Linked DNA regions of Homo sapiens: regions 2 and 3 are each linked to region 1. A link is a contact called in ENCODE Hi-C or POLR2A ChIA-PET data. All regions are on one chromosome and are shown on one strand. Each heading gives the region's core, a stretch centred on a gene start or an enhancer-like site at or near the end of the contact. The rest is flanking DNA. Distances are from core to core; before and after follow the strand shown. Region 1 has its middle 51 kb from the start of LINC01900. Region 2 overlaps LOC124904260 (a long non-coding RNA gene). Region 3 holds the start of SNRPD1 (small nuclear ribonucleoprotein D1 polypeptide).

Evidence for each region. Hi-C counts contacts between places; a loop is a spot of excess contacts on that map. ChIA-PET counts read pairs that join two places held with the same protein, here RNA polymerase II (POLR2A). Pooled maps may share reads with other maps.
Region 2: a loop to region 1 is called in a map of mammary epithelial cell, with 8 times the contacts of the local background. The contact joins two enhancer-like sites. A Hi-C loop is called at or near these places in 2 of 168 maps with a recorded cell type or tissue (esophagus muscularis mucosa and mammary epithelial cell), 1 of 37 single-sample maps with no recorded cell type and 1 of 50 pooled maps. POLR2A ChIA-PET finds 5 or more read pairs at or near these places in 2 of 52 experiments (A549 and Caco-2).
Region 3: a map of A673 shows a loop between it and region 1 (5-fold over the local background). The contact joins the promoter of SNRPD1 here to the enhancer-like site in region 1. A Hi-C loop is called at or near these places in 1 of 168 maps with a recorded cell type or tissue (A673). POLR2A ChIA-PET finds 5 or more read pairs at or near these places in 2 of 52 experiments (CD4-positive, alpha-beta T cell and activated T-cell).

The regions. Positions count from the first base shown.
Region 1 is chr18:22,030,247-22,034,551 of GRCh38, forward strand. No RefSeq gene overlaps it. Among named protein-coding and RNA genes, the nearest start is that of LINC01900, 51 kb to the left of the region's middle. Within about 2 kb of position 2,330, at least 3 of the 41 ENCODE cell types and tissues checked have a DNase peak (open chromatin) inside an H3K27ac peak, as active enhancers do.
Region 2 is chr18:22,464,756-22,469,060 of GRCh38, forward strand. It overlaps LOC124904260 (a long non-coding RNA gene), which reads right to left. Exons shown (of 3, transcript XR_007066305.1): 1 at 108-4,305. Among named protein-coding and RNA genes, the nearest start is that of CTAGE1, 49 kb to the left of the region's middle. RefSeq lists enhancers at 2,813-4,012, 3,211-3,505. Within about 2 kb of position 2,061, at least 13 of the 41 ENCODE cell types and tissues checked have a DNase peak (open chromatin) inside an H3K27ac peak, as active enhancers do.
Region 3 is chr18:21,610,415-21,614,719 of GRCh38, forward strand. It overlaps SNRPD1 (small nuclear ribonucleoprotein D1 polypeptide), which reads left to right and starts at 1,900. Exons shown (of 4, transcript NM_006938.4): 1 at 1,900-2,029. The coding sequence starts at 2,016. RefSeq lists a silencer at 1,649-1,698 and an enhancer at 1,959-2,048.

The sequences.
Region 1 (4,305 bases), core at 1,080-3,579:
AACAGGACCATTGCAGTCCTATTGCGGGCAGTGGCTGACAACCTCTGGGCACTATGTGGGAGGGATCGTCTACTGAATGGCCAGAGATGACAAGATGGGTTCCTGCCCGCAAGGAGTTCATGATCATTAGGGGATTTCAGAAGGGAAATGACCATTGACTGAACTGTTCATCACTAGGAGCTCAGAAAAGGGAAAGATTGGCATGAACTACGAAGGAAAAAAGGATGACCTCCATCTGGATGGGTAAAAAAGAGGAATTCTCTAGATCTCTGGAGCTGGGAAGAAGAGACCAGCTGAAGGCCAGTTTATAGCCTGTCATGGCAAGCTACCCTCTGCTTTGACCCCTCTAAATGCTTCTCATCTCGCTCAAAGTCAACTCCAAGACCTTTCAGTGGCCTGTAGGCTCCACAGGGCCCGTGTCAGATCTTGTCTCCTACCGCCCTCCCCAAGCCTGCACCGTGCCAGCTGCACTTCTTCCTACATCCCCCTCAGCAGGCCAGGCACCCTCCTGCCTCGGGGCCTTTGAAACTATTGCTGGTGCCTGAATGTTCTTCCCAAAGATTTGCACAGGTCTGACTCCCACATGCTTTTTGGATTTCTGCTCAAGTGTTTCCTTCTCATGGGGAGCCCTGATTTCCCTACCTAAACCAGCAACTCCACTACCTTCTCTCTGCTTGATCTTCACAGCGTTCATCACCTTCTTACATATTGCAGTATTTATGTGATTATTGTCTGTCTCCCGCAACTAGAATAGAAGCTCCATGAGGGCAAGGACTTTATCTGTTTTGATCACTGCTGTATCTCTAGTGCCTGGAACTGTGCCTGGCACAGTGGGGAGAACCCTGTAAATATTTGTTGAATGAATGAACAACCTCATGGTCCATACTGAGGGGTTCTAGAAGATGAGGCTGCATGAGTACCGTTGTCCAACTGTGGAAGTTCTAGTTCTGGCATGGAAGCTTGGACTAATATGGTTCAAAATATGGAGACCTTTTGTTTTTTTCCCTAGAGAGACAAAATGAAAATTATGGCTTAGTAGCAGAAATCCATCAAGAAAAAAATGTAATTTCTCCAAGGGGAGCTGGATTAGACTCTCTTTGGTCTTGGAATAGCAAATGCATTATTTATTTATTCATTTATTTATTTATTTATTTATTTATTTTTGAGACAGAGTCTCTCTCTGTTGCCCAGGCTGGAGTGCAATGGCACGATCTCGGCTCACTGCAACCTCTGCCTCCTGAGTTCAAGCGATTCCCCCACCTCAGCCTCCCCAGTAGCTGGGATTACAGGCACCCATCATCATGCCTGGCTAATTTTTGTATTTTTGTAGAGACGAGGTTTCACCGTGTTGGTCAGGCTGGTCTCAAACTCCTGACCTCAGATGATCCTCCCACCTCAGCCTCCCAAAGTGCTGGGATTATAGGCGTGAGCCACCATGCCTGTCCCAGTTACAACATTTTCTAAGGGCCTGCTGTTGCTCAAACTCTGCTGAGTTTTGTGGGAGGTCCTAGCATGTAGAGGAGTGGTATAAACCTTAAGGAAATAGTTGGCACAGCACGTGACCCCCACACCCCACACCCGCTCCCGAAGCTCCGGACAACTGTGGACTTTTAATATTGCTTGTTAAAGGAATGAATCAATGAACAAACTTGTGATTTTGTTGGGGAGACAAAGCAAACATGCGTTAAAAGGACTTTATTAACTGACAAGCAACAAATGGAGTGAAAATTAGTACTGTGCTTCAGAGGAATAAGGATGAACTTTGAAATTGTATCTTCAAAGGCAGCAGTGGCTAAGAGCATAAACTCTGAAGCCAGACAGCCTGGGTTTAAATCACAGCTCTCCTGGTATTAGCTGTGTGACCTTGTCCATTTAATCTCTCCTCCTTAGTTTATTTGTCTATAAAATGGGGATAATAACAGTACCTCTCTCATAGGATTCTTATAAAGATTAAAGGAATACAGATGAAGCACTTAACCGGCACAGCATCTAATAATTGCTGTGCAGTTGCTGACATTTACAACCAGATTTGGGTGGGTTTCAGAGTCTGAACTTTAGACAATTTTGCTACCCTAGCTTTGACACAGCTTCTGGCAAATTCTAGGAGTTCATTAAATAGACACTTTTTCTGCCCTTTGCGAGTTTCAGTTTTCTCATCTGTCAAACAGTCATAACAGGACTGGGGTAGAATTTAAATAAAATTTCTTGCTTCAGTGCATAGCACATGATGTGTGCTAAGTAAATGTGTTTTGAATGAATGACATGTGTGAATCACTACCTATGGTGAGTTTGGAGTGAGTGAGCCTTCAAGGAATGTAAGTAGGGGAGTGATAGGAGGCGGGTAGGCGTGATTTAGGTGTTTGCTGAGTGACCATTATGAGTCAGATTTTGAAGGAAGCACAGATTACAGGTTGGCTGAAAAAAGAGAAAAAGCATTCTTGGTAGATGAAATAGCATGGAAAATCTCCAAGAAAAGCTGAAAGGAGAATGAAAATAGAGTTAATGAGACGGGAAGACCAGTTTTTGCAACACTTTGAAGATCAGGAGTTTTCCTTTGTACTTACGGCCCCCAGTGAATATTCCTGGGCTGTGATTTGCCTCCTGTCTTAGCTAATTGGATCATAACATGAATCTGTCACCAACATTTGCCATTTAGGATTGGGAGAATGGACCTCTCAAATGGTTAGGGTAATTCCAGTATCACTTCCTAAAGTCTACTTAGAGTTTTCAACAATACTTTTTGGGGTAAGAAAAACCACCTTAAAATTGCGGACAAACTTCTGTGATTCTGGGAATATGTTTTTCTTATTGGTCAAAATTCCATGAGAAATACCAAATCCAGGATAGGCAAATGAGCCTGTTCCCAGCTGCAGTCGTGTTGCCAGGGGAGTCTGAAACACTTTTTAAAGAGCCCCCAAAGTCTTTCAACATGAACACAGGCACACTGCCGGGAGCTTGAGACCTAATGCTCTGGGGAATGCCCTCCCGTAGAAAGGGATAATGTGAGGAAACTGAAAAAGAATTGGAAGAACCCGTTTCAGATGGAATCGAACAATGCCCCATTGGCCCCCAGCCCTTATGCTCCTGCCGCAGGATTCTTCACTTTACTCGCAAGATGCTGCTGGGGAAATGGAAGTGATTAGAATATGTCTCCCAACCCATTTCTGTAGTCTCTTGCCTGTGGGTGCCACCACCCTTTGAGAACTGAAAAATGCGTGTGCCCCCACCTCCAGGCAGAGCTCCAGGCCTGCACATGCACACTTTGCCTATAATATTTGCAGGTCACAGAACAGGGGCCCATCCCGTGGCCTCAGTTAAAAACCCACACTGCTGAGACAGCTATTTCCTTTATCTTATATTGTTGTTTACATGTTTGTCTGCACAATAGATTGCAAATTTGTTGACAGTGGCACCAGGTCTTAAGTTATTTTGGTATTCTCCCTAGCTTTTTTTTTTTTTTTTTTTTGACAGGGTCTCACTCTGTTGCCCAGGCTGGAGTGCAGTGGCATAAACATGGCTCACAGCAGCCTCGACCTCCTGGGCTCAAGCGATCCTCCCAAGTAGCTGGGACTACAGGCATGCACCACCATGCCTAGCTCATATTTTCTTTTGTAGAGACAGGATCTCGCTATGTTGCCCAGGCTGGTCTCAAACTCCTGGGCTCAAGTGGTGGTCCCACCTCAGACTCCCAAAGTGCTGGGATTACAGGCGTGAGCCACTGGGCCTGGCCTTTCCCTAGCATTGATACAGTTTCTGGCAAATTCTAGAAGCTCAATAAATATTTGTTGATGTGAATCCCCACCTTAGTGACCGGTGCAACTGCTTTCTTTTTTAGTGTAATGAAACTGAACTTTTTCTCCAAATGGAATTAGTAAATCTCAAAGAGAAAAGAATCCGGGTCTGCAGCCCAAACCCGCATGCCTTTGGGGGAACACGCACAGCAAGAATGCTTTATGCCTTGGCTTTTCCAGACACAGGCTCAACACGAGGAAACAGCAAGCACAGGGGAATTATAACAGGGTGATCTTGAGATTTTTTTTTTCTTTTGCCCCAACCCTGATCTGTGGCACTTGAACAATCTTGGTTTCCGGAGAACAGACTACTGTAATGATAATCCAGGAAGTAAATTGCCTTTTGAAAAGCAAGGAAGAAACCAATGGACTAAGTATTTATTTATATTTAATGCTCCAGGACTTCTGTTTCCAGCTTTGAAGAGTTCCTGGCAAACGCTTTGTGAAGTCATTAATCTTCGGGGCAAATCTAAATGTCTTGCACAGCTGGATGCGGTGGCTCACGCCTGTAATC
Region 2 (4,305 bases), core at 811-3,310, 430 kb after region 1:
GTGCCTTCCCTGGAATTCATTCTATATGTTCATATCTTTCTGCCTTTTTTTGTATCAAATCTCCTCAGAATTCCTTTTTCCACTCTTTTCACCTGAACTATTCTTACCTCAAGGCCTGCTTAAATGTTCCATCTTCTGTTGAGTCTTGCCTCATGTGATTCCGGGCAGAAACACTTGCTGCTTTCTTTCTGCTTCTGCAGTGCAACACACGTGTTTATATAACAGGGAATGGACCACATTGCTTTTCAGTTGTCCTCCTTCTATGTAAATTTGAAGAAGGATACTTATCAAATTGACACAGGTTTTGAGAAAAATACTCTTACGTGCAAAGTGTTGTGCTGGACATTGGAACAGTAGAAGTGAATAAAGAAGGCTTGCCTTCATGAAGTTTAAAATCTGGTGGGAAAGACATGTATTCAGCAAGTCATTTTAACAAATAATCATTTAAATACTGCTGTGAGAACTGCCACAGTGGAAAGATATAGGATGCTATGAAAGAAAAAACAGAGAAATCCACCTTCCCCCAAAGGGGTCGACACAGCTTTTCTGGAGAAAAGGTCTTTAAACTAAGACCAGAATGAGTTAGCTGGGTGAAGAATATATTCCAGGGTGAATATATTTTGGGCAGAGGTAATAGCCCTTGAGGATACCTTGTGATAAGAAAGAGCCTGAGATCATTGAAGACCAGAAATAACAAAACAAACAAACCAATATACAAACAAAAAGTGGGTGTACAGGTAATAAGAGAGAGGTGTGGCATGACACCACCGAATGGATTTATGACGAAAGGAGTCACTTGCTGAATCTGAAAGGGAAACTTCATCTTCTCTGCCTCCTGGCACCACACAGATAGGCCACTGACCTGGGTCCACATGGCAATGTTTTTGTCCTTTTTGTCATATTGCCTGAAATATAGACTCAGAAATATTTTTTTCTATGACCAAAAAATTGCTAAAAATTCTGATAGAAATGGATGATTCAGGCCCAACACCTTCTAGAAGTACTCCAATTTCGGTATGTGCTGTTTTGAGAGCCCACGTCTTACACAAGTGTCTAACAGCCATGTGAGGTGTGATTTTTCAGGATATCACCTTGATGCATGGTAACATGGCCCCATAATGAATAAGAGCATTTTACTGTACCTGAAACTCTGGGGTCAAGTCATATGGCTACGAATGTGGAGCAAAGCAATATGGAAACAATATGTTCAACTTTATGACTAGTAACTCATTGGCTCATGGACAGCTTTGTCCCAGCTTCTCTGGGGGTAGTTTTCCTGCTGCATGGCACACATTTGAGGAGCACTGGAAGTCCCACAGTTTTTCCCACACTACAGTATTCTGAGTATTGCAAGTAGAGATGGAACGGAGAGTGGGTTTGTCAAAATAAGCCAGCCCCACATTGAAAAAGTCACGTGTGCTTGGTGCTATCCACAAACATGAGTCACCCAGGGAGGTATGTAGATGCTTGTGACAAGAGAGGAGAGGCCTAAAAATAACAGTTCCACTGAAGGGTGGAGCTACAGGCTGCTGGTGTGTCATGTTTGGCTGCTGCTTCTGAAAATTCCTTCAGTTAAAGTAGCAAGTGGGATGACAGCTGCAGATACCTGGCTTTCAGGAGAGAAGTGTAGCAGGTATCCATTGAGGGGGGATTTCAGGGTCATGAACTCCTCCTTATTACTTATTTCCTGAAGCTGATGTGTGAAAATCCATACAAGAATCCCACATCTTTAGTTAAAGACTTTGATCCCCAATAAATCAGAACGACAGCACATTCGGCTGTTCTCAGTGACACATTTGAAGGTTGCTGGAGATACAAGGATGCTCAGAGTGTCTTCTTTTACTTTCTTTTAACTTTCTCCTGCTGTTCCATATACTACATGAGGGCAAGGACCTTGTTTGTCCTGTTTTCAGTTCCATCCTCGGTGTCTTGCACAGAGCAGGAGCTAAATAAATATTTGCTTAAGGAAAAATGGAAGGAATGTGTCTAGCCCAGCCCTCTTAGTTTGCAGGCAAGAATACTGAGCAGGGAGAAGAAACTTGCTCAGGATCATGCAACCTATCAGCAGGGGTAGGAGGGAAGCCAGCCTCTGACTCTCCACCCAGTGCTCTCACCTTTCCAACAAGCTAGCAATGACTCAGTGTGGCTAGAAGTGTCTTGTTGAGGGCAAAGACCAAACACGAGGTCTCTGGCTACTAGGCTGAGGTGGACAGTATGGGGCAGCAGTTCTGAGGGGGGCCAAAAGATAGTGAACTTCACTGGGAGGAGGTGACAAAGACAAGGCTTGCCACTGGAGGCTGCCCAGCAAAGTTTCAAGGGCACAGTGGTGCTCCTTTCTGAGCCTGTTGTGTTTGCCTAAATTTGTTTTTAATAAAACCTAGGAGAAAAGCACAAGTTCCTGGAGCAGCAGGGGCTGATGGCTTGTGGTCTGCTCAGGACCACAGACTTCACCTTATGCAGACAGCTCTATGGTCATTAATACTGAAGGCATGTGTGCTTTTTTTGTGTTTTGTGTTTTTCTTTTAATAATCAGACAATAGTTTACATCTGTGCATTGGCGAGGAGTCATGAAGAAGAGCATCCAAACAAAGATGAGAGAAGCCAGACTGGCAAGTGGGCTGGCTGGAAAAGAGAAGAGAAGCCAGACACAGTACTTTGTCTTTAGTCTCCATGGATAAAAATGCTTAAAGTTCACCGTGGGGAGAAGGGAGGGGAGGGAAAGGTCTTGAAGGATTCCCAGTGGATACAAACAATGGTCATTTTTGAAGCCAGTTTGCATTTAGTCTCACACTCTCTTGTCTTAAAACACTTCTGAAGCACAAGGCTTCTGAGAGAGTAGGGCAGTTGCAGGAGCAGCAGGAGGGGGCTGGGGTGGGACTGGGGTGTAGGGAGAGGCCTGAAGGACCCTCCTGGCCCCACATTCCTCAAGGCACCTAACAAGGAAGCAGAACCCTACCTGGTTAGAGGTCCATGTTCCAGAATCGATGGGTTCTACTGCTGTGCCCAGTCAACAGGATACCTAAGCTTTGACTTTGGGTCACTAAAGATTGTTTCTAGACAAAAGCCCTAGCTCACAAGTCTGGGGGCAGCTTGGGACTTTGTTTAGGCCAGGTTTACCAGCTTGGTGTGAGAATAGCATCAGATATTGGTTACAGTGGTGGGATACATTCCAAGACTCCCAGTGGATGCCTGAAACCTCGAGTAGTACTGACCCTACATATACATGCTTTTTCCATGTGAGAACTGAGATGACTACTACGTGACTAAGGGTGGGGAGTTTCTACAGTGTGGATATGCTAGACAAAGGCATGATTCACGACCTGGGCAGGATGACGAGAGATTTCATCATGCTGCTCAGAATGGCACGCAATTTAAAATTTATGGATTGTTTATTTCTGGAATTTTTCATTTAATATTTTTGGACCATGGATGACTGAAGATAACTGAAACCTTGGAAAGTGAAATTGCAGATAAGGGAGATTACTGTACAGGTTTACGTTGACTCAGTCTTCCTACTATGGCTTGAATGTTCGTGTCCCTTCCAAAATTCACAAAATAACATTGAAACGTTATCCCCAAGGCAACAGCATTAAGAGGTGGGGCTTTTAGGAGGTGATTAGGCCATGAGGGCTCTGCCCTTATACATGGGATTAGTGCCTTATAAAAGGGCTGGGGAAAACCAGCTAGGTCCCTTTTGCCCTTCCATCTCTTTCACAAGTTGAACCAACAAGGTGCCATCTTGGAAGCAGAAAGCAGCCCTCACTAGACACAGAATCTGCCAGCACCTCAATCTTGGACTTCCCAGCCTCCAGAACTGTGAAAAACAAATTTCTGTTGTTTATAAATTAGTCTGTGGTATTTTGTTATAGCAGCATGAACAGACTAAGACACTACCCCGGTCTGTGTATTTGGGCATAGAATTAACAATTATTTGATTCTCTCTCCTTGCCACACAGCTGCTGCCAGGGGATGGGGGCAGGGTGGTGTCGGCGATTCAACACTGTCTTTCCTTCTCTCTTCGGTGCCTCTTTCCTTGCTATGGTGTTAAACACAGGTACTGTGATCACTCACCTGACTTTCGGTTCTTATGGCGGTGCTTTCTTGGTGGATGGTGGTTCAATTTGGTGTTCCTTTGGCAAGGTTTGGGTGGGAACCAGTAGCTTTGATCAAGCTACTGCATGGAAAATCCCACAGGGATCAACTTACTTCATGTTATAGCCAGAGCAGGTTCTAGAATCTAGTGCTCAAGCAGCTTGTAGGATTTCAATTTAGAGATTAGGGAAGCTCCATCAGCTGAAGTAGGGT
Region 3 (4,305 bases), core at 650-3,149, 420 kb before region 1:
CCAGGAGTTGGATACTAGCCTGGGCAACATAGTAAGACCTCTTCTCTACGAAATAAAAAATAAAATATTAGCTGGGCATGGTGGCACGCACTTGTGGTCCCAGCTACTGAGAAGGCTGAGGCAGGAGGATAGCTTGAGCCCAGACGGTCAAGGCTGCAGTGAGCCCTGATTGTGCCATTGCACTCCTGCCTGGGCAACAGAGCGAGAAACCCTGTCTATAAACAAAACAAAACAAAGCAAGAGTAGTTAGTAGGATAAGGAAAAAGGCCAGGTGAGCTTGGCATCCTGAAACCCGAAAGAGGGAAGGGGAGTGTTTGTGTTAAATTTTGATGAAGCTCACATACTAAAGAGACAATAATGCCGGGCGCGGTGGCTCACGCCTATAATCCCAGCACTTTGGGAGGCCGAGGCGGGCGGATCACGAGGTCAGGAGATCGAAACCATCCTGGCTAACCCCGTCTCTACTAAAAATACAAAAAAATTAGCCGGGCGTGGTGGCTGGCGCCTGTAGTCCCAGCTACTTGGGAGGCCGAGGCAGGAGAATAGCGTGAACCCGGAAGGCGGAGCTTGCAGTGAGCCGAGATCGCGCCACTGCACTACAGCCTGGGCGACAGAGGGAGACTCTGTCTCAAAATACATACATACGTACGTACATACATACATACATAAAAAGACGATAATTAGCGGGCCATGGTGATGCGCGCCTGTAATCTCAGTTACTGGAGAGGCTGAGGCACGAGAATGGCTTGAAACCGGGAGGCAAGGGTTGCAGTGAGCTGAGATCGCGCTACTGCACTCCGGCCTGGGCGACAGAGTGAGACTCCATCTCAAAAAAATAAAAAATATATATATTTTGATGAGATGTTGAGAAAGATGAAGACTGAAAAGTTTGTCTTATAGATTGGAACTTAAAGTGAAAATAATCTGCTACATTGTGGATTTTATTTTTATTATTATTATTTTTTGAGACGGAGTCTCGCTCTGTTGCCAGGCTGGAGTGCAGTGGCACGATCTCAGCTCACTGCAACCTCCACCTCCTGGGTTCAAGCGATTCTCCTGCCTCAGCCTCCCGAATAGCTGGGACTACAGGCGCGCATCACCACGCCCCGCTAATTTTTGTATTTTTAGTAGAGGCGGGGTTTCACCATGTTGGCCAGAATGGTCTCGATCTCTTGACCTCGCTATCTGCCCGCCTCGGCCTCCCAAAGTGCTGGAATTACAGGCTTGAGCCACAGCGCCTGGCCCATTGTGTGATTTGCTTCAGGTACAGTAAGCAATGCTAGGTTCCTGGTGTTGGAACAGAATCAGCATAAGACTTTGGGCTTCTCTAAGACCTTCTTTCCGTTCAGTGAGGAATTTGTATTAGGTGCTGCACTCACAGTGCCCTGCTGTTCAGAAACGTGATGGTGACAGTACTTTTTTTTTTTTTTTTTTTTTTTGGGAGACGGAGTTTCGTTCTTGTTGCCCAGGCAGGAGTGTAGTGGTGCGATCTCCGCTCACTGCAGCCTCCGCCTCCCGGGTTCAAGCGATTCCCCTGCCTCAGCCTTCCGAGTAGCTGGGATTACATGCGCCCGCCACCACGCCCAGCTAATTTTTTGTCTTTTTAGTAGAGACGGGGGTTTCACCCTGTTGGCCAGGCTGGTCTTGAACTCCTGACCTCAGGTGATACCCCCGCTTCGGCCTCCCAAAATGCGACAGTCCTATTAATTGGATTTAATCTCTTCGAATCTCCCTCTCTTGTAGGACATTTTTCTCCAAGACCAGCCCTCGATACCCTCAGCCGTCGCAAGGCAACCTCCAGCCGCCAGGGGCCGCAGTCGCGCTCCTCGCGGCCGGAAGAGAGTGCGGCCCAGCGCAGCCTCGGCGTTTCCGCCATGCGCCTGCAGTGCTCCGCGCGCTCTTGACGTCCGGAGCCCCTGGAGTAGGCGCTTCCGGCCATTCATACTGCAGTCGGTCAGTGTTCGGTTGAAGGATTCTGTGTGCTGTCGGACCCAGAGGGTGACGGCGCCGCTAGGATGAAGCTCGTGAGGTGAGGGAGTGACCAAGCAGCTCTGGGGGCTGTGAAGGGAGGGCTTGGCCCGGAGTCCGGAAGGCTGGGCTCTCCCATTTGCAGGAGGCGGGAAAGCCGCGTGTGCGCGGCCTGCTAACGGCCGGCCTTACTGCGCCCGCAGCTCGTGCTCGGGCCTGGGCTTCCGCCTGGGTCGCTCGCGGATCCCGCGTGTCTTCCAAGAGATTGGTATAAAGGCCGAGCCTTTTCTTCCTGCCTAGTGACTTAGAGGCTTTAAAGATGCAGCGCCTCCTGGGACACATCTCCCTCTTACAGTTACTCATTTTCTTTTTGAGTGGAACTCCCCAGTCCTGCTTAACAGTACTTAGAAAGCTGTATGAGCTTATCTGGAAACAAACCTGTTTGCAAAATATTTTAAATCAGAGAAGGACTTCCGGCTTCACAAGTTTTTGTTTTTTTAAATAAAGATGGTGTCTCACTTTGTTGACCAGGCTGGTCTCGAACTCCTGGGCTCAAGCTTTCTGCCCGCCTCGCCCTTCCAAAGGGCTGAGATTACAGGTTTGAGCCACCGTGCCCGGCCGATTTTTAAGTTTACCTTTTTATCCTCCTTAGATTTGTGATTGATTATTCCACCTCTATTTCCCTTTAAGGTAGGCTTTTTATTTAGGAAAATCTCCCAATATAGGGCAGAAATTATCACAACGTAATTGTGGCTGATTACTCAGATAATATATAGTTCTCCTGTTTTATTTCTTAAGAAATAAATAGACCCTGTCAGTTAGGTGAGTCTTCTGAAAACTTGTTTGCTGATGTGAATAATTCTAAACTACCTGCAAGTAGATTTGGTTTTGGTGTTTTTCCTTGAGACTAAGCCTGGAACAGAGGCAGACGTTTCTAATAGCTAAGCCAGCAATTATAAATATTTAGCTTGTTTTTTTCCTGTTGAGTCAAGGATTGTCAATATCCGCTAAATAGTTATTGGGCACCTGTTACATACTAGGCGCTGGTAATAGGATTTTTTAAAAGGCAGAGTACCTGCCTTGTTGGAGTTTTCTGGTTAGTGGGGATGACAGACAAGTAGATAACGTCTGAAGTAACGTTTGTTTGAAACGTTTTAAATAACACATAAAAGCCTTCAACACTCAGGGAGGAGGCCAGGCGCAGTGGCTCACGTCTGTAATCCCAGCACTTTGGGAGGCCAAGGCGGGTGGATCACTAGGTCAGGAGTTCGAGACCAGCCTGACCAACATGGTGAAACCCCGTCTCTACGAAAATTACAAAAGTTAGTGGGGCGTGGTGGCGCGCGCCTTTAATCCCAGCTACTCAGGAGGCTGAGGCAGGAGAATCGCTTGAACCCAGGCGGCAGAGGTTGCAGTGAGCCGATATCGTGGCACTACGCTCCAGCCTGGGCGACAGAGCGAGACTCCATCTCAAAAAAAAAAAAAAAAAAAAAAAATTATATTCAGGGAGGAGTTGGTACAAAAGACATTTAAGGTTAATTTTTGGTATATTTTTATTTGAACTATAACTTTGGATAGGAAGTCATAGAATTTAAAGTGCATTTTTTAGGCTGGACGTGGTGGCTCACGCCTGTAATCCCAACACTTTGGGAGGCTGAGGCAGGCGGATCGCCTGAGGTCAGGAGTTCAGGACCTGCCTGGCCAACGTGGTGAAACCCATTCTTTCGAAAAAATACAAAAATTAGCCGGGCATGGTGGCGGGCGCCTGTAATCCCAGCTACTCAGGAGGCTGAGGTAAGAGGATCACTTGATCCTGGGAGGTTGCAGTGAGCTGAGATCGCACCACTGCACTCCAGCCTGGGCAACAGAGTGAGACTCGGTCTCAAAAAAAGAAAATTACATTTTTTGAAATTTCTCCATACCTGCCAATCTGAATCTTAATCCACTCATAGTTCAATTTTGTGTAATACACCTTGGATTCCATTTGTTCCCTTTAAAGATACTGCATGTTATGACAATTTTCCAGTAATTTTTAATACCTGTACTGAATCCTGTTTTGTGTCTTAGGTAAAATATAGAAACAAATTTTTTTTCTTACCAGAGAATGTATTTTTCCTCCAGAAAATGATTGTTTGACTAACTGGTTTGCATTTTCAGTAGATTTATTTCTGTATCTCAGTTGGCAGCATTGTCATCCTTATTCTCACTGTCACCCTAACCAAAAACCTGGGAGGTGAGCTTGACTTTTTCTCTCCTGATGTCCTTGACATTTGATACATTGCCAATTTTGCCAGTTTTACCTACTTCATAAAAGTGACCCACATTATCCTGTTTGGT